2 separate regions of the Mus musculus genome follow, and region 2 is linked to region 1. The links are chromatin loops, found by intact Hi-C in ENCODE. Cell type or tissue: left cerebral cortex. All regions are shown on one strand. Links, peaks and the distances in the headings refer to the core of each region. The heading gives the core; the rest is flanking DNA. Region 1 holds the start of Upf3a (UPF3 regulator of nonsense transcripts homolog A (yeast)). Region 2 overlaps 1700029H14Rik (RIKEN cDNA 1700029H14 gene).

Evidence for each region. Hi-C counts contacts between places; a loop is a spot of excess contacts. Peaks named below come from ENCODE experiments on the same cell type or tissue, not always from the same donor. Only the 100,000 strongest peaks of a DNase experiment are listed, where the experiment ranks them.
Region 2: a loop joins it to region 1, with 11 times the contacts of the local background. A loop is called at or near these places in 4 of 42 quality-filtered maps.

The regions. Positions count from the first base shown.
Region 1 is chr8:13,781,163-13,790,463 of GRCm38, forward strand. Cdc16 (CDC16 cell division cycle 16) reads left to right here. Exons shown (of 18, transcript NM_027276.3): 18 at 210-789. The coding sequence ends at 469. It overlaps Upf3a (UPF3 regulator of nonsense transcripts homolog A (yeast)), which reads left to right and starts at 4,453. Exons shown (of 9, transcript NM_025924.2): 1 at 4,453-4,722; 2 at 4,985-5,091; 3 at 6,203-6,309. The coding sequence starts at 4,522. Gm46032 (a long non-coding RNA gene) reads right to left here and starts at 3,894. Exons shown (of 2, transcript XR_001778519.2): 1 at 2,563-3,894. In left cerebral cortex, for the core only: CTCF peaks have their summits at 4,386 (motif pointing left) and 5,055 (motif pointing left); DNase peaks (open chromatin) are centred at 4,434, 4,761 and 4,998; H3K4me3 peaks cover 1,659 bases; H3K27ac peaks cover 956 bases.
Region 2 is chr8:13,546,687-13,555,987 of GRCm38, forward strand. It overlaps 1700029H14Rik (RIKEN cDNA 1700029H14 gene), which reads right to left. Exons shown (of 9, transcript NM_025601.3): 6 at 9,239-9,301; 7 at 7,968-8,046; 8 at 4,962-5,146; 9 at 4,036-4,432. The coding sequence ends at 5,081. Among named protein-coding and RNA genes, the nearest start is that of 1700029H14Rik, 11 kb to the right of the region's middle. In left cerebral cortex, for the core only: CTCF peaks have their summits at 1,663 (motif pointing left) and 4,471 (motif pointing right); DNase peaks (open chromatin) are centred at 1,637, 2,273 and 4,529.

The DNA of each region.
Region 1 (9,301 bases), core at 1-8,000:
CCATGTTGGTACCATGATTGCATATACTTTGAAAACTTTTCTAAGCCTCTCCTTTGAAAATGGTGAAAGATAAAGAAAAAGGAAAGAAGAAAAATGGCTTCCCCTGTGACCAGTGTTTATGTTGTATAAAGCACAGCTGGACTTAAGTGGCAGGGCAGAATCAGTAATGATGGAAATTCATGTTTTCTAATGATGGTGTTTCTTTTTAGGAGCAGACATTAAAGACAAATTAAAGTGCTATGACTTCGATGTGCATACAATGAAAACACTAAAAAACATCATTTCGCCTCCATGGGATTTCAGGGACTTTGAAGTAGAAAAGCAGAACACAGAGGAAGCGGGACTTGCACCTCTGCAAAACTCCACTAAAGCTCCAGAGTCCAGACCTAACTTGGAAGAGACTTTTGAAATTGAAATGAACGAAAGTGACATGATGCTAGAGACGTCTATGTCAGACCACAGCACATAGCCACAGCACTGAACCTGACAGAGGTCCAGGGCCCACCCTCATGTGCCAGAGTAGGTCAATGCTCCCCTGCAGCCTTGCTACGTCCTAAGAATTTTCCAGTTCCTGATGTGACTCCAGACTACATCTCTACATTTAGGACCAGCAGCCTGCAGTAACAGTGGGACAGCAGGCCTTGGCAACAGATGTTTTCCGATTTTCTGAACCTACAAAGTAGTTAGTTACGTGTAGCAGAATAAAGAAGGTCAACTATTCGTTATCTTTTTCATTGTGTCTTTTTCAATAAATTTATATTTGGGAATAACTAGAAGTTTCCAAGCTGGTAGAGTGTCTCTGTTACCTTTCTGTTGCTATGATAACATTCTATGACCAAGGCAGCCATTGAAGAAAGAGTTCAGATTGATTGTGCTGGAGAAGCAGTGCAGCAGGCAGGCATGGCAGCTGCAAGGGGAGCAAGGACAGTTACTCCCAAAGCCTTCCCAGTGACACATTCCTCCAACAGTGACAGCATCTGGGGACCACTCACTACCACACAGTTTGTCTGCCCCTTATCTGGTGTGTCCCATTGTTAACATACTGTTACCATAGGACATGTGTACTGGCTAAAACACTCTGATTGGTATGTTGCTCATAACTCCAGTTTTCCCCAAGGTTCACTCCCTATTCCAAGCACTCTGGAGGCAGAGGCAAGTGGATCTTTGAGTTCGGGCCAGGCTGGTCTGTGTAAGGAATTCCAGGCTAGCCAAGATAATATAATGAGACTATCTTTAAAAATAAAGAGGGCTGATGAAATGGCTCGAGTAAGTAAAGGCACTTGCTTCCAAGACTGACTGGGTGAGTTCAGTCCTTGGGACTCATGGTGGAAAGAGCTGCTTCCTGTGGCTGTCTGACCTCTACATGCTCACCAATGTGTGACCACACACAGAATCAATATGTAATGCCTCTAAGTTTGACTCTTATTTTGTCTGACCGTGAGATCCAGGTCTCTTAGCTGTTTACAAGAACATTTTTTCCTTACTTTCAACTTCTTTTAGCTATAAAACACATCTCTGTTGCTACCCCAGGCTAGCCAGCCCACAAGCTTCTGGAGGGCCTGTTTCCAGGTCCTATCTTCCATACAAACACTGGGAGAGCAGATGAGCTGTTCCAGTTTTTTAGTTCCACAGCTTCTGTTTCATTTCTTTTACAAGAATTAAACGAGAAACAGCCATAGGCATTCAAAAGCAATTACTTCCTGTCGCTTCCTGTTGATGGATATCATCCCTAGTGACTGGTTCTCTGTGGTTTCCATTAGCCCTTTGAACATACTTGTGTGTCTTCCATTCGTGAATCCAGAGAGCTCTTGGGTGGGTGCAGCATGCATGTGACCTGCCAGGAGCTCAGAGCGGGCTAACTAATTACCACTACATAATTGATATGGCTGTTTGGCATCTCTGACTAGTAATTTTGTCTGGCCTTCCTCAGTTTTGCCCAGTCTTTTCCCTGCTATGTTAGCCATATTTTTCCAGCTTTCTTTCTATCCTTGTAATATTATGTTGAGAAATGCATACCTTGACTACCTATTTATTTTAATAAATTTAATTTTCATTGAAAATATTTTTTTTATATATTTTGAACATAGTTTCCCTAAAGCATTCTCAGCTTGCTTGTTTATACAACCCAGGACCACCTGCCCAGGGATGGCACTGCCCACAGATGGTTGAACCCTTCCACATCAGTCATTAATCAGAAACCTGCCCTGTGGGTCAGTCTGATGGAAACTAGTCCAGGTGACTAGTTTGTTTCAAGTTCACAAAAACTAACCAACTGGGGTGACCTCTTAACTTGACACATACATCACCATTAAACAGTAACCTTTCCTTGTTTATCATCAAGATGTTAATACAACAATATAAAGTATAACCTTCAAAGTTTCCATCTTTAAAAACTTGTTAAAGTTCAGTGACACTAACAATATCCAGTCTTGTAACTATAGTCTCAGAATCAAGTAGTTATTCCAAGAGGGAAGAAAGAACCAAAGCACAGTTAAAAGTGGATCAAAACAAAAGCAAAATCCAGTAATGTAAATAATTTATAATCTAATGTCTGGGACTTACTCATGATCTTCCGGGCTCCAGGGGACTTGGGCAGCTCCATGTCTCAGGCTGGCTCTGCCATCCACAACTCACAGCTTGTCTGGTAGGCTTAAGTAGGCTCCACTCCTCACCTGACATGGTCCTGCAGTCCTAGCATCTCCAGCATGCTGGAGTTTCTACTGCCTCTCCTGGCTCTTTCCAGTTTCAATCTCAGCTCATTTCTGTGACCTCTTAAATCTTGCAGCGTTCATGCCTACACAATCAGTTCCACTATGTGGGGTACACATTACCAAGTCAGGTTTCCTGCTTGAGATAGCCTTGACTGCATCTGGACTGCAGTGTCTGTGTGCTGACCTTTAGGAAGTATATCCAGAAAATTGCACTTTGATGATGCTGGTCTTATTAATCACAACTGATTCTTCATCCCCAGCTAACCATCATTATTTGTCCCAATAAAGGTAGATTCTTAATCCAAATATCACAAGAACATCCCTGGTATCCCTCTGATACTTCATAATGTCTCTCTTCTTTCAATGGTATCTTTCATGTTTCCACAACTCATTACACTCTGAACACTGACCAAAAGCAACTTGTGGGAGGAAGAGATTTAGTTCCTCTTCTAGCTCTCTGGTCACATCCCTCAGTGAGGGAAATCAGAGAAGAAATTCAAGTAGGAGTTTGGAGGCAAGAACTAGCAGGGCCACAGAGAATGCTTATTGGCTTTATTACAAGCAAGGTCCAACTGCTGTGGGACCCTTTCACGTCCATTAGTCAAGAAACTGTTCCACAGGCCAATCTGATGAAAATAATGCCTCAACTCTTTCCTCTTCACAACCAAGTGACTATTTTGAGTCAAGCTGACATAAACTAACCAGCAGTTTGCCAGACAGGTGAAAGGGTGTTGGGTCAGGCACACAGGAGGACAGTCAATGGCTTTATCTTTAAGGGGGCAAAAGCCAGCCCGAGATAATTTTGGCTCCAAGCTTGTAATGTTCCAACTTTCTTCCATTGTGAAGTTACTATCCATCGACCTTGTACTATCTTAACAACTGGGTATGGGTTGGTTTTTCCTGACAACTCGTCGTCCACATTTTTATCAGCCTCTCACACGTGTGTTTTCTTCCTAATAAAGGTTAAGAGGCTATCAGAACTTCTGGTCAGTGTAACTGGTTATTCCAAACTGAGCTGGTTCAAGTGATGGGCTCAGTCCTAGCTTTCTTTGCAACACGAAATACTGGAAAACCGCTCTTGCCCAGGCTTTTATAGAACTCTCGATGTTTGAGGCCTGTTTGACGCAGACCTAAACGGTTTTGAGTCTTTGGCTTATTTAAAACGTCACATTTCAGGAGTGCCACGATCGATTTCTGAAAATCTCTCATTCTCCTTTACCATTAACGTAGGGAGAATGGTGCTATACATCATTGAGCACATGGGAAAACTGTATTGTTCGTATATCTGCTACAAATAAAATAAAAATAAAAAGCCAGACGCCTTTAATCCCAGGAGGCAGAGGATCTCTGAGCTCCAGGAGAGCCAGGTCTACAGAGTGAGTTCCAGGACAATCAAGGCTACACAAAGCCCTGTCTCAACAGAGAAAACGTGTAGGAGGGAGGCGGAGGGCAGAGTGGGGCGAGGAGAGCGACGGGTTTACTTTCGGTACTGTCCCAGTGACTCCGGGTGGACCGGGGGCTCCCAGTCCCCACCGCAGGTCAGCAGCGCACGGGACGTCCGGAGTGAGCATCTGCTCTCCGCGTGGCTGGCAGCACCGATCTCCTTCACCGTCGCCGCCGTTCTAGGACGTCCGCTGTCTTTTAAAAACTGCCGCGCTGCCCCCTACAGGCGCGGGCCAGCATTGGCACCGCCCCTTCCCTGTCAGGGCCGGGGAGGGGACACTGAACACCGAATTCCAAGGGAGGGGCTGCCTAGTCCTCGCGAGGCTTCGTTCTCGCGGAGGTGGCGGCGGCCGGCCGGCCGGTGGGGATGCGCTCGGAAGAGGGGGCCGGAGGCTTAGGCGCAGCCCTGGCTGCGCGGGGCCCGAGCTGGAGGGAGAAACTATCGAGCTCAGAGACCCACTGCCGCCGCGAGTCACCGCGGAAGGAGTCGGCGGCGCCTCCGGCCCCGACCCTAAGTGAGAGCGGGGCCGGCAAGCCTCGCGAGGAGAAGAGGACAGCCCTGAGCAAGGTGGGGGCGGGGCCCGCAAGTCTCGCGAGAGGACGGCTTCTAAGCCCCCCGGTGGGCGGGGCTTGGGGAGGGCGGGGCGGGTTGTTCATCTCAGGGGCGGAGCCTAGTCTCCGAAGTGATGCGGGCTGTTGCGAGCAGTCTGGACTAGGATTAGCGAGTCGGGGTGGAGCTGGGGAGCCGCGGTCCCCCGAGCTCCGGGGAACCTCAGGCTGAGTGGGCGTGGCGGGCGGCAGCACCTGAGTGAACGCAATGGTCATCCCAGGTGGTCCTCCGGCGTCTGCCCCCGGGCCTCACCAAAGAGCAGCTGGAAGAGCAACTGCGCCCCCTGCCGGCGCACGATTACTTCGAGGTGGTGGCTGCGGACCTCAGGTGAGGGCTGCTGCGGGACACCCACTGGTGAAGGATGGAGGACCCCGCGGGCGCTCGCAGTTGCAGTCCCCTCCCAGCTGTCAGTGCACGCCCACGTTAGGAGCGGGCAAGTCACCTCGTCAGCCCGTTACCATGCCTTCCTCGGCGTAGCTTTTAATAAACTGTATGATGAGCAAAACCGGACTGCATCCCTTACACACGTTGAGTCTGGAGTGTTTTCCCTAGTGAGGGACCAGTAACTGAGCCCTGAGAAGTGGAATCTCTCATTGCTTGCACCACCACCCAGCCAGAAGGTTCCCTGCCTGTGGGGATGCGAGCAACGCAGGGCTGACCTAAGCAGCAGATGTCAGTGCCACAGGAATTCGTGGGTTTTCCACGATACTTATTTTTATATCCTTTTATGGTATTCTTTCTCATTTGTGTCATATACGCTTTCCTTTGGGATACCAATTTTGTTTTGTTATTTTTTTTAAAGTCTATTCTAATAAAAATATGAATAATTAAATGGGTATCCTTTGAAAAACCACAGGTGGTTTTCAGGTGGCTGAAGTTTAGAAAAATGGCTAAAAGAACAGTGTGCAATTACTCGGTGTGCAATTCCGGTCCCAGCTTGTAACTTGCACCCTCTGTACGAACAACAGATTTCTCTAAACTTCTGTATTCTTTGTGAAATGGAATGGAATCGTTCCTACCTGTGAAAAGAGTTGTGTGTGAGACGGGGAGAATGATTTAGTTTTTCCTTGGTACGTGGTCTGACACCCATTCAAAATACAGCATGTCATCCATGAAGGAGCCTAGACAAGTCTCGTTCTTGTTCAGATGTACCAGAAATGGCTCTAAAAGTACCCATGGCATGGTGACTTCTGGAGTCTAGTATTTTACCCTTGGCTCTGTACAGAAGAGGCGGTCCTGGATAATTAAGGCTTCAGTTAATGGTTGCTTTATCTTCGGGGTGTTTTGTTTTGTTTTGTTTTTTTGCTAAGGAATATCCAAATTGTTAAAATTTACTGAGACGTGATTCTCGGGCATGAAAAAGTATTTGCTTATTCATAGGAGATAAGGCAGAATCAAGGGCCGTCCGTTTTACTAACCACTGTTGCCTCGGTTTCAGCCTTTATCCTCATGTCTACTCCAGAGCATACATTAATTTTAGGAACCCTGATGACATCCTGCTGTTCAGAGACCGTTTTGACGGCTATATCTTCATTGGCAATAAAGGTCAGTGAGTTTCAGTTAACTTCTCACAGCTAAAATAAGGTCATAAACTCTTACTGTCACGTCATGTGCTGACGGAGCTTATAAACTAAAGCATCCCAGACCTTCCATGAGATAAGAACGGGAGGGATCGTGACCTTGCTGGGGAGTAAGTTCTCACAGGCTCCTTTTCCCAATAAATGAACCTTGTGTTCCAAAACTAAGTTATCTTACGATGTTTGATGAAAGTTTTCTGGGCTATATCATACACTTATATTTAGGCCAGGGATCCAGAGCACTGGCCATGATTGCCATTTCTTGAAAGCGTGGTGGAGGGGCGTATGGTCATGAATATCAGGCATGGAGCCTGTGGCGCAGTCTCCCCTTCAGGGACTCTGCTCCTGAACTTTCTGGATCCGTTTCTTACGTTCCTCCTTCCCCGTCCTGTCCGACTGTCCTGTGTTAGATTTTCTGCTTTTAAGGTTTGTAAACATTCTGTAGGAAGTGCTTTCTGCCCTCCCCATCCATCAGTTTCCATCCATCCCCCTCCCCCAACTGAACGGTGTTCCTTCTCCGTCAGGGCAACAATCAGAAGATCAGGTTGTAGTTTCTGTGAATGTCACGCAAGTTTAGTGCTCAGGCCATTTGGCGTTCTAGTTCATTGCTAACTACTTTATTCAGATGGTCTTTTTTTTTTTTTATTGGTAAAATATACATAACAGAAATCACCTTCCCCTCCTTCTTGAGATGGACTCTGTTTCTTAGGTCAGGCTGGCCTTAAACCGCAGTGGTTAATTCTCCTGCCTCCTGAGGAACTCGTGGGTCCTTCCTTCTTTCTTTCTTTCTTTTGTGTGTGTTTTTGTGTGTGGTTCAGAATTATTAAAATTATTCACTTTATACAACCAGTTACCCAGAGTCCCTAATTGTTATATAACTAAAACTTTATTAATTAAACACTAGTGCTGGACCCTCCACCTTCTCCTCCCTCCAACTCATTCCATTTTCTCTCTCTATGAATGTTATTACTCTGCATGCCCTGTATTAGCAGAGCCACACTTTCTGTCTTCTTGGCTAGCTTCTCACTTAGCATAGCGGCCTCCAGATTCTCGAGTGTCCTAACTGCCCAATTCCCTCCCTCTCAAAGCTGGAGAATATTCCCATAGGAGTGTTTGTCCATTTTACCTATCCATTCGTATGTCAGTTGTTAGACACTTGACTTGTTACAAGCTTTAGCCGAGGTAAACTCCCCTGGATATGCAGATGTGTCTCAGAGACCCTGTTTTCAGATTGGATATCAACCCAGAGGGAGACTTGGGGGTCAGGTGGTAGCGCAGTGCTCACAGCACAGACACCATCATGCGTTCCCAGCGACAGCAATGTACGAAAGCTACGACTGCTCCTCGTCCTCTCTAACGCGCTCTGTTTTGAGTTTTCATTGAAGTTGTTTGGTATCACATTGTAGTAGCTGGCCTCGTGGGCTCAAGAGTAAGAGCTCTCCTGGGATTCTTTTCTCTTGGGGATAGGAATTGTTCTTTGTTTTATTTTTGTTGTTGCTTTGATTTGGGTTAGATTGAGTTAACTTGAGTTTTGAGATCGTATCAGTAGAGTATCCCAGGTTTACCTTAACTTGAGTTCTTCCTGCCTCAGCCTCTCAAGTATTGGGATTATAGGTTATATACTAACTAATATACCCAAACTTTTTGTGGTTTAATTTTGTATTATCCAAAAAATTTGCAATTAAACATCTTTTTATATTGCTGTTTGGCCATATGTAGACCAACTCTGAAGAGATATCACTGAAGTTCTTTGCCACTTTTTTTTCAATTAAAAATTTTTATTTTCAGTAGCTAGAGAGATGGCTCAACAGTTAAGAGCATTAGCTGCTCTTCCAGAGGTCCTGAGTTCAATTCGCAGCAACCACATGGTGGCTCACAACCATCTGTAAAGGGATCCAATGACCTCTTCTGCTACACAGGTATACATGCAGATGTTGCACTCATGTACACTAAATAAATCTTTTTAAAGAAACTTATTTTTGCTGAGGGTGATTAAAACATGCTTTTAATCCCAGCACTTGGGAGGCAGAGGCAGGCGGATTTCTAAGTTCGAGGCCAGCCTGGCCTACAGAGTGAGTTCCAGGACAGCCAAGGCTACACAGAGAAACCCTGTCTCAAAAAACCAAAAAAAAGGGGGGGGGGGGAGGAACATATACATATATAACATTTATGCGTATATATGTGCATGTGACATGTTGTAGCAGGGTTCAGTTGCCAGAAGAGGGGACTAGATCCCCTGAGCTGGAGTTGCAGGTGGTTGTGAGCTGCCCAGCGTGTGTGCTGGGAACCAAGTTCACGTCCTCAGGACAGACAGCAAGTGCTCCTAACCGGAAGCCACCTGTCCAGCCTGTCGTTCCTGAACAGGGTTATTTCTGGTACATTGAGGGTTTCTTCTGCTTTGTTTTGTCTCACCTTGTACCCCAGGCTGACGCCAAACCTGCAGCAATCCCTCTTGGAACCACAGGTACAGGGCAGCACTCCCAGACGTTCCCGGTTCTTTTTCCACTTGGCTGGGTGGCTGCTGCGCTGAAGAAGTTCTCTGTGTACTCCGGGTGGCGCTCCCTTGCCGGCTGGATGGCTCTCCCTGTCCATAGATTGCCTTTTCACTCTGAGGATTGTGACTTTTGACGCAGCTTTTTTTTTTTTTTTTTTTTTGGTTCTTGCTTTAGTTGCCTATGTATGTGTTGTCACATCTGAGAGTTTGTGAAGGTAGAACTCTTATAGTTACTGGCTGTGTGTTTTGAGTTAGGTTTTAAGTTTGTGGCATTGGGTAAATGTCTAATTTCATTCTCTTGTGTGTGGCTGTCCAGGTTTCTCAGCACCATTGGTTGAAGTACCCACTGGTTTCTATTAGATGATCTTAGCATTCTTGTCAAAGTGATTTGGTCATATACCCAAGTGTTTTCTGTTGGCTCTCCATTGCGTTCCTTGGGGTGTTTGTCTGTTTTGTTCTAGTGCCA
Region 2 (9,301 bases), core at 1,302-9,301, 230 kb before region 1:
ACTTCTGTGTGCTGATGTTGTATAAACACTTCCCAGAAGATTGCACCTCGGTGATGCTGGTCTCTTCTTAATCTCTGGCAATTTCTTGGCTTCAGCTGACCAACATCTTTTTGTCTCAGCAAAATACTCCACTATCCTGGTACCAACTTATCTTATGGATACTATTGCTATGATAAAACACCATGACCAAAAGTTAGAGAGCTTGAACAAGTTTCTCTGGCTTACACTTCCACACTGTAGTCCATTATTGAAGGTGCAGGACAGAAACTCAAGCAGGGATGGAACCTGGAGGAAGGAGCTGATGCAGAGGCCATGGAGGGGTGCTGCTTACTGGCTTGCTTCTCATGGCTTGCTGGGCCTGATTTCTTATAGAACCCGGAACCACCAGCTCAGGGATGGCCCCACCCACGATGGGCTGGACTCTCCCCAATCAATCACTAAGAAAATGGCTCACAGCTGAATCTCAAGGCAGCATTTTCTCAATTGGTTCCCTGCTTTCCCGTGACTCCAGATTGTGTCAAGTTGACCCAAAACTAGCCAGCACTCCCGAGACTCCATTTGCAGTACAAACGAAGAGTCAGGTTGTCTCTGCCCCTGGTTTAGCATTTAAGACCACCTGTCCCTTACCTCTGAGAGGCATCGTCTCATAACTCGTTTAAAATTTAAAAAGACACTGAATAAACTCATCAAATTGGCACTGTAGAAGTAAACACATGTATTAAAATCATACCAACTCAATGGGCCCGTAGTAGACACCTTAAGTCAGCAACGCATCAGTGGGAGGGTCACCTGCTTGTCACCTGCGCATTCTGTAAAAGAACTGAGAGGACTTGAGTGCCTAACAGTCTCAGGAGCTGAATTCATCTCTGCCTGCTCACCACAGCTGGTATGGAATACTCAACTCACCTTGTTTCCTCATTGTCTGGAGCCAGTTCTATACTTTGTATCCATGGCTTCCGGTTCCACACCTGGTCAGGCAGCTAAACTCTGCTCCAGAAGTTTGCTTCAACCCCAGTGCCCTCAACAGACCTCCACCCGGTGTGTCACAATCTAATCCTGCAGAGACTCTGCAGCTGCCTAAGACAAACCTCCTCACCCGCCGGTTCAACAAATCTCTATCTTCAGAAATATTTACGATGCATAACAGTAGCAAAATTATAGTTATTTAGTAGCAACGAAAATAAGCTTATGGTTAAGAGTCACCACAACATGTGGAACTGTATTAAAGGGTCACAGCGTTAGGAAATTTGAGACCTCTCAGTGAGGATTCTTTTAGCTGCTTGAGCTCTTAACACTTGGTAGCCTGTGACCTACACTTCTACATGATAGCGATATGTTCAGTGAGTGATATGTAATGTGTAATTTGAAGGTATTTGTAAGTAAGATTGGAATAAGGTCTGGAAAGATGGCTCAGCCATTAGAAACGCATAGAGAGGATCCTTGCAGAGGAGTTGAGTTCTGTCGCCAACACCCATGTCAGTGGCTTTCTTTAGATCCCCTGTCCTATATCCATGATGTTAATTTTAATAAACTTCTTGCCCAAAAGAACATTCCATGTCAGGGTGTCCCAATCTCAAAACTGAGATCTTTCACTGTGTTCCTGGGGTAGCACACTCATGGCAAACAGAGAGTTCAGGGGACCCCCTTCCTGGAGGACAGTGCCACCTAGAGTCTATAGCTGCTGGGCTCCCTGCTCTCCATCTGCCAGCCGGAGGTTGTGGGACCAAGGAAGGACCTAGTATCCCTTGACCCCCATGCATGCATGGAGTGACGTCCTTGTCGGTTCACCCTGCTCACTGTGGCCATCCTGTCAGTGGATGTTTGGCCTAAAACACTAATCATGTTCTTGGCTGCAGACATTCAAGGTGTTTCCCAGTCAGAGTGTCTGAGCTGCAGACTGGGGTGGGGGGGGGGGGTGGGGGAGACGGAACAGCATTTCACAAAGCCAGCTGTGAGACACATCCCTCCATATCTGGAAAGAAAAATTACCTTCTCCTGGTTACTTGGGAAACTACAAGCCATACTAAGCAGATGCTGAGCCAGGCTAACGTAAGGACCTGCAGAGTCGTGACCCTCAAGCCCTGGCGGGTACCCTGCAGGGTGGTGAGTTCTGCGGCTCGGGCTTCCTCTAACTCCTGTCCATTCTAGGTCTAACTAGCATTTCAGGTCCCCTTTTTGTTCCTGGAATCTGTGACTGTTCCCACCTCAGGCAGGAAACTTGGCAGCAAACTCGGGAGGATCAGCCAGCCAGTCCTCAGAGGACCCGAGTGGGAGGCGAGGCAGGCAGGCTTGTGGAGAGAGCAGCTCTGGGAGAGCTGCATGCAGGCATGTCTCAGCATGCCTGGGCCTGCCCCACAACCTGGTTCTGCAGAGCCGCTGACTGGGGACTTTCCCTGAGGCGGCTCTCAATCCGGAGGCTCCCCTCTTTCCCAGGGACAGACAGACACGGGACTTGGGGAACTTTGTTGCCAAGTTGCCTGGATGCCGGGGGTGGGGTAGGAGACGAAGGTGGAAGACTGAGCTCACAGTCAGACTGACCAGATATGGAACTGTGTTGTGAAGTGGCTCAACCTTGAGAGCTTGGTGTTTCCCCAGGGACTTATGCCCTCTCATCCACCCTCAGACAGCCTGGGGCTATGCCGAGGCTGAACTCTTTAGCCTCAGGCTAGTTGAGGCCACAGATAGGAACCCGAAGGATGGCACTGTTAGCCCTAGAAAATGAGCTGGTAGAGTAGACAGGGACTCCCTGGGAACAGATGCGTTGGGTTGGGAGGGGCACTAGTTTCATGGGCGAGGTTTCTTTGGAAGCAAGGGTTCTTGAATGTGGGATGGAGGCCCTTGGAGAAGGAAGTCTTCCCCATCATGGGCGCTGAGAGAAGAGCTAGATCTTTCCCCAGGACTGGATGGGTTATGAGAGGGGCCCAAGTTGTCTTGAAAGATCATCAACTCAGGAGAAGGGGTGGGGAGAGCCTGTCGGTACCCCGTGAGGATGTATCTCCACCCCAGTGCTGCTCAATCTCTGGGCTCTGCCTCAGCTTCCTGTCCTCTCCCTGTGCCTCAGTTTCTCCATCTGTAAAGCAGGGGTCACCCTTGAAGATGCCTTAAGCTTTGTTAGACCCAAACAAGATGGCTGAAACTGGGGGCTCCTTCACTGAGACAGCTTGTCTTAACCTTATAGAACATTTGCTCGCCCCTGGGGAGGCTCCTGATGCCACAGGTCACTTTTGTCAGCTGCGGTCACAGGGTGCTGAGCTCTGAAAATGTCCCCCAAAGCTAAGCTCACACAGGGAAGATGCTGAGAAAGTTGTTGGAATTCAGATAAGACCCACCTACTGGAGCCTCAGTGCACCCCTAACTCCCTAGCAAACTCCCCAGGTGTCCCTACCCAGGAGAATGATGGGTGCCATTCTTATTTCCCATGAAGCTTACAGGTTGCCAGACTCCAGGACATCAAATGGACCATACTAGGCTACACCTTTTCATGTCCCTAAAGTTGCATGCTCTTTCCGGCTATGCAAGACTCCTCGCCACTTCAGCCTCACAGTAGGGAGTAACACAGTCTGACTGCCTGGGAACTTCCCATTCCTCTACACCTGTAAGAGGGGACCGCCCAGACTCCGCCTCATGGGCTAGAGTGCTTATTAGAGCCCATCTGTCTATCAAAGCAGCCACCCATGATACTATGTCTGTAGATGCACCAGTTAACTCTTCTAAGCAACTTCCTGCCACAAAGGACGAGCTGCCCAGTGGCCCTAGGACTTTCTCAGCCTTTCAAACGTGAGCCTGAATTCCATCAGGACCATCCTGGAACCTGGACCCAGCTTGGGTTCTCTGCAGGCACATATCCTGAACTCCCGTCAGTTATGAACCCAATAGGACGTTGCTCTGGGTGGGGGAGGCAGCAGACCCTCTCACCCCATCCTAAGCCTTCTTGTGACCATGGCAACCCCAGAAGCCCATGAAGGTCAAGCTTCAGCCACCCCACCCTCCATTCAGTGGACTCACTATGGCTACCATGTCCTTGATGAGTCCAGGTACTTAGGCCTCAGATGTTTGAGGAATTGTTTTGCTTTGATTGGTGTTATGTGGGGTCACATGGAAAGGTGATTGAGGGGTCACATGGGAAGGTGACTGGGGAGTTCACCTACCCAAGCATCCTGAGAGAACTAGGCTTCCAGTAGAGGTACTAAGGAGGACTGTGGCCCAGGACCTGAGGTCTAAGGATGTGGGTGCAGGGAGGACCAGTTCTGAGGTGACTTTGTCCCCTCTCCTCTCCAGCTGTGGCCTGGAAGTTGTCTACATACGACATTGTAACTCCAGCGATGTGTTCATATTGTGTTGTTTCCTTTAGTGAACAATTAGCTGGCTCTTAAGTTCTGTGATAGCCAGGAAGCGGGAGTGCCTGCTGGTCCTGAAGAGTTGGTTCCTAGGGCTGAAAGCAGAGTTGTTTGGAGAATCTGAACCACCAGAGGGCACCATCAGACAGGCGAAAGTGGCCACTGCTCAGTCCTGGTGTTTGGACCAATAAGCCTATGGGGGCAGCAGCAATGTGGGTGGAGGATAGAGGGGAATTGTGGGAAGGCTGGCTGGCTGCCAAAGTGTGTACTCTGCAGAAGTGAAGGAAGAGACTGGTGCAGAGCACAGGGCACCCTCCCCTCTGCCTCTCAGCTCCCTCAGTCTCCTGTCTTCATGTCTTAACTAAACTTGCCTAATACTTACCCAAAGTCCATTTTTTACGAAACTCTTTGTAGATAAAATAAGTAGTATCAAAGTAGTCTGTTCCACTGTAGGCAGGGCCCATGGGGACACCAACTTGGTCCCTGTGCTACCCGATCTCCTCAGGGGCAATGTGGACGGGACACGTAACACAATCTACTCGTGACCTGAGCAGAGGTCCCTGTTCCCGCTCTCTGCAGTGACCATCTGCTGGAAGATGAATTCACCGTCGTCTGTCACCTTACCTGTGATTGGCCTTGGATTGGAAGAGGGTCTCTTGCCTTGGGTATCCGTTGGGTGCTGTCACTCTGGCCCTGCCCATGGCGGGGATCATGGAGCCATTCCAGGCCTAGGCTGTCTTCCTTTAGTCCCCAGAGAGCTCTACTAGCGGCTGAGTCAGAGGGGTCTTGTCCTGAGATGACTGATGGTTCTATTAGGGTCAAGCTTGTGTTAGTGCTCTGGCTGGAATGATTGGGCCCAAAGACGATGGGGTCTTTGGGGTCTGAGTCACTGAAGCTCCTGGAAAACACCAGGTAGTGGGATGGAGAACCCTAGAAACTGGGTTGTCAGCCCTCCCCGAATTCCAACATTACTTGGATCTGGGGAGCCAAGCAGCTGTGCTGGATCATAATGGTAGGCATCCTTCAACAGCCTCTGGCCATTGTAAGCAGTAACAAGAAAGCCCACTGGTGAATGGGCCTAGTGTCTTTGGTTGCCCATGGACATGTGGACATAAGGCAGGCACCCTTTGTCCCTCAAGCTCCAGGTCTGTTTTATCCTTCCAGTAAAATTGGCTGCTGCCTAAGTATAACTGAGCTCCTGCCCTGACCCCGAGTCCTCAGCACATAGATGATCACCTCCTTCTTCCTGGGTGCTGAGCTGCCAAGTGCTCTGAGCAGCTCCTGCCCGGACCTCTTTTTCTGAGACATGGTTTCTCTGTGTATCCCAGGTTGTCCTGGAACTCACTCTGTAGACCAGGCTGGCCTTGACTCAGAAATCCTCCTGCCTCTGCCTCCCAAGTGCTGGGATTAAAGGCGTGCACCACCACTGCCCGGCTCAGACCCCTTCTTTGATGGGGCAAATAATGCTCAGAAGCCGTAGGCTCTGAGACTGTGCACAGAGAGATAGGTGCATAGAGACAGGAGAGTGTGAGCTAGCTCTCAGGCACGTGGGAATGCTCAGAACCAAAACCCCAAATATTTCTTCAATCTGATATCAGTCCCTGGAACTGGAAGATGCTGGGACCCTTGACAAAGACTCGCAGAAGCAATCATATTGCTGAGATTTAACCTAAGGGTTCTCCTACCCAGGTGCCTGGCTGTGGCCAACACAGAACTGCTATCCAGACACACCCACCAAAGACAGACAGGTAGACAGACTCATGCTGATGGCAAGAGTCTAAAAGCAATGGCCAAGGCCTCCTCTTCCATCCTGACAGAGGGGCCAACCAGCTGTTTGTCCTCAAGTGACCTTGGGTACCCGTCTTGTTGTTGGCATCTGGAGAATGGACCTGATTCAAAACCACATAGTGGGCCCAAAGCATTGCCTCAGTTTACCATATAGACCCACTCAGAGGCCCATCTGGGCCCATTATTGCCAGCGAATGGGGAAAGAATTACCCTTTGAGCTAGGGGTCTAGGTGGAAATTGATGGATGGGCCTCCCTCCCCCCTCTACCTAGAGTGTGGCCTCCCTGGAAAGGAAGTCCTTCAAGACTCTCACTCTGAGAGTCTGCAGCTCTAGAAATCTTCTATAGCTAAATGACCTCAACTCTCACCCTATTCTCCATGTGTCCCAAAGGAAACGGAAGAGACACATACAAAGTACTCGTCTGTGGCCTGTGACCTCTGACCTTTGACTTCCAGGTATCTCATGCTCTGTGTGCCTATGTGTATATGTGACCCCATACATTTATGTGCTATGTAAGGGGTGTGTGCACTAGGAATATACATGCAAGTGTGAATATGTGTGCACTCTATTATACATATGAATGTACAATGTGTGGGCATATGTGTGTGGTATGTGTATGAGGATCTGAGGAGCACAGCCCCACATACTCACATGGCTGTGTACATGTGTGCTCTATGTACATGGGAACATACCTGTATGAATGTTGAGCATATGAGAGTTCTCTGGAACATGTCTCATGAGAGGGAAGCTAGGCCCACCCTTAGGATGAAGTAGATAGAGGCCACATGCGTTGCAACTGATGGACTGTGGCAGTGTCTCTCATCCAACTGGTTAAAAAAGTGAGAAGTGTCCCATCTACCTTCTGCTCCCACATTGCTGTCCTGGCTCCTAACTCTGTGCATCAGTTTTAAGCAGGGTCCCCAGGGAACTTGAGCTCCCTGTCTGCAGGTCAAAATGTCTAGATATTCCAGAGGCCCTGACACCCTGGCACCTCTCCCTCAGGACCATGGCTGTGGTGACTGCCAAGAAAGAAGGTGGTTCTAGCACCAGGTTGGGAAGACAGCTGTGACTGGCGCTGACAGGCCCTTCCCCAACTTGTCAGGGCTTGGGGTTTGTTACAGGAGGCCTCAAGCACTGACTGAACAACATCCCTGGAACCATGTTATCCTTGCACGTTTAACCTGTTTCTCTGTTAGGGATGCTGGGTAAATGAGAAGACCGGGCATTATATCACACCTTCCTACACTCAGTGAAGGGCCGACTTCTCTGGGCTGGGAGCACATGACCACAGTCAGATCCAAAGGTAGGAGTCCCCGTGATGAGGGTCATATGGGAATGCTGGACTTAGCTTTCTCCAGCGACAAGCACAGAGGGTGACCAGGCTGCTGGGCATCCCTGGAACTTACCCTACAGGGACCTTGCCACCCACCTTCCTCAGAGCATTGTGTTCCACTATGTATTTGGGCCAACTGCTGCTTCTAGGTATTGTTTTCAGGACCTGCAGGCTAGGACTGGGGCATACCAACATTACCCACTATTACTGACAGGAGTCTGTCATAGTCACCCCCCTGCCTCTACAAACAGCATCTCATCATGCCTCTGGTAGCCAAGAGCACACCTGGATGGTGCTCATGCCCCCTGAGCATCCTCAGGATACAACAGACTAGGGATCTATCTCTGCTTCATGGCATCACTGGCCTTCCTCTCAGCTATGACTAATCTTACAAGATGCAAATGGGAACCCCAGGGAACGGGTCAGAGGGGATCTGGAGTGAGCACATGACCCCTGGAGCCCTAGCTGCGCAGAGCCCCACCCTTCTTTGCCCTCCAGGCCTCCACTACCTTCTCCAAAGCACTGGAGTTTTCCTTTGCCTTCTTCTTTGTGTGGTACGGGATGCAGCATACCCAGCTGGTCCTTATCCTGGAGGTCAAAAGCATGAGGAAGTAAGAACCCACTCCCTGCCCTGTAATGTGCCAACCTCCTAGCTAGCAGCCCCCACCCCAGGCTCTCCAGATTGCTCTCTCAAACCCCATAGCTCCCACTCTACCAAGTCCCAGGGACATGATGTTTATGCGCCACCCCCCCTTCCCTTTCCCCACGCCCCAGTCAACTTGTGTCATTCAGACCAGATTTCACAGCTAGCTACTGATTTTTGTCCTTTGGGTACCTAGGTCCTCCTATCCTCTGGCTAAAGGGACTCTTTTTTTTTTTTTTTTGGTTTTTCGAGACAGGGTTTCTCTGTATAGCCCTGGCTTGTGATCTAGAAGGCACCCGCTAGCCTGCACAAACCCAGCCTGGGTCTGAGGATGAGATCAACAATTGTCCCACCCAGCAGTGTCTTGGTTCTATAAGGTTGGCTTAGGGGTGATTCTGAAACTCCTCCCCTTTCCTGCTCACGGTGTCAGTTCCTTGGAGACCACATGTCAGTTTTACACATCCAGTCTAAGAGAGGCAACATACTAACAAAGCCACTAATTCTGAAAGGTGGGAATTTGAGCAGCTGCTATTGTGTTCTTTGTATTTCTCTGTGTTGTAGTTCTCTGTGTTGTTAGAAATGAAGTAAACTGTATTCATGGTCCAGAGGCAGGCGAGTCCTTGGAACCCAATGCCCTTCTTTGTGGCTAATGGCTCTGGAACTCAGGGAGTCTTGAAGCTTTGCTGGTCCACCAGTGTGCAAAGCCTTGGAGGGCTAAACCCAGCTGTGAAGGGCTGTCCTCTCCCTGATGGCATCTATGGGTGCAGGGCCTTTCCAACCCAGGTTTCTCTAGCTCAACCCCAAGCTGGAGACCCTGACGCCACAACCTTTCCCTTCTCCTTCTCGGTTGCTTTGCTGGCGGATGGGATGACGAGTTGTAGTTTGGTGGTGGAGTGAAATGTGGCTCCTGGTAAATGTGTCCCCCAGCTCTGAGAAAGATTACTGTGCTGTTCCTTGTTCTTTAGCCTCTCTGACCCCCCCCCCGAATCACTTGGCTTATGCATGGTTTCGGGGGGTGGAGGGAAGGCAGGAGGCACGGTGCTGCCACCATAGGAGTTGGTGGTGGGGATGTCACTCTGGATAAGCACCCCCATTCATTCATTTATTCAAGTAGGGCCGGCCCTCCACAATACTTACTCATCTTCAGACAAGTCTCCTATGTTGGGGAGCCTCTTCTCTTCTTTGATGGCACAGGTGATG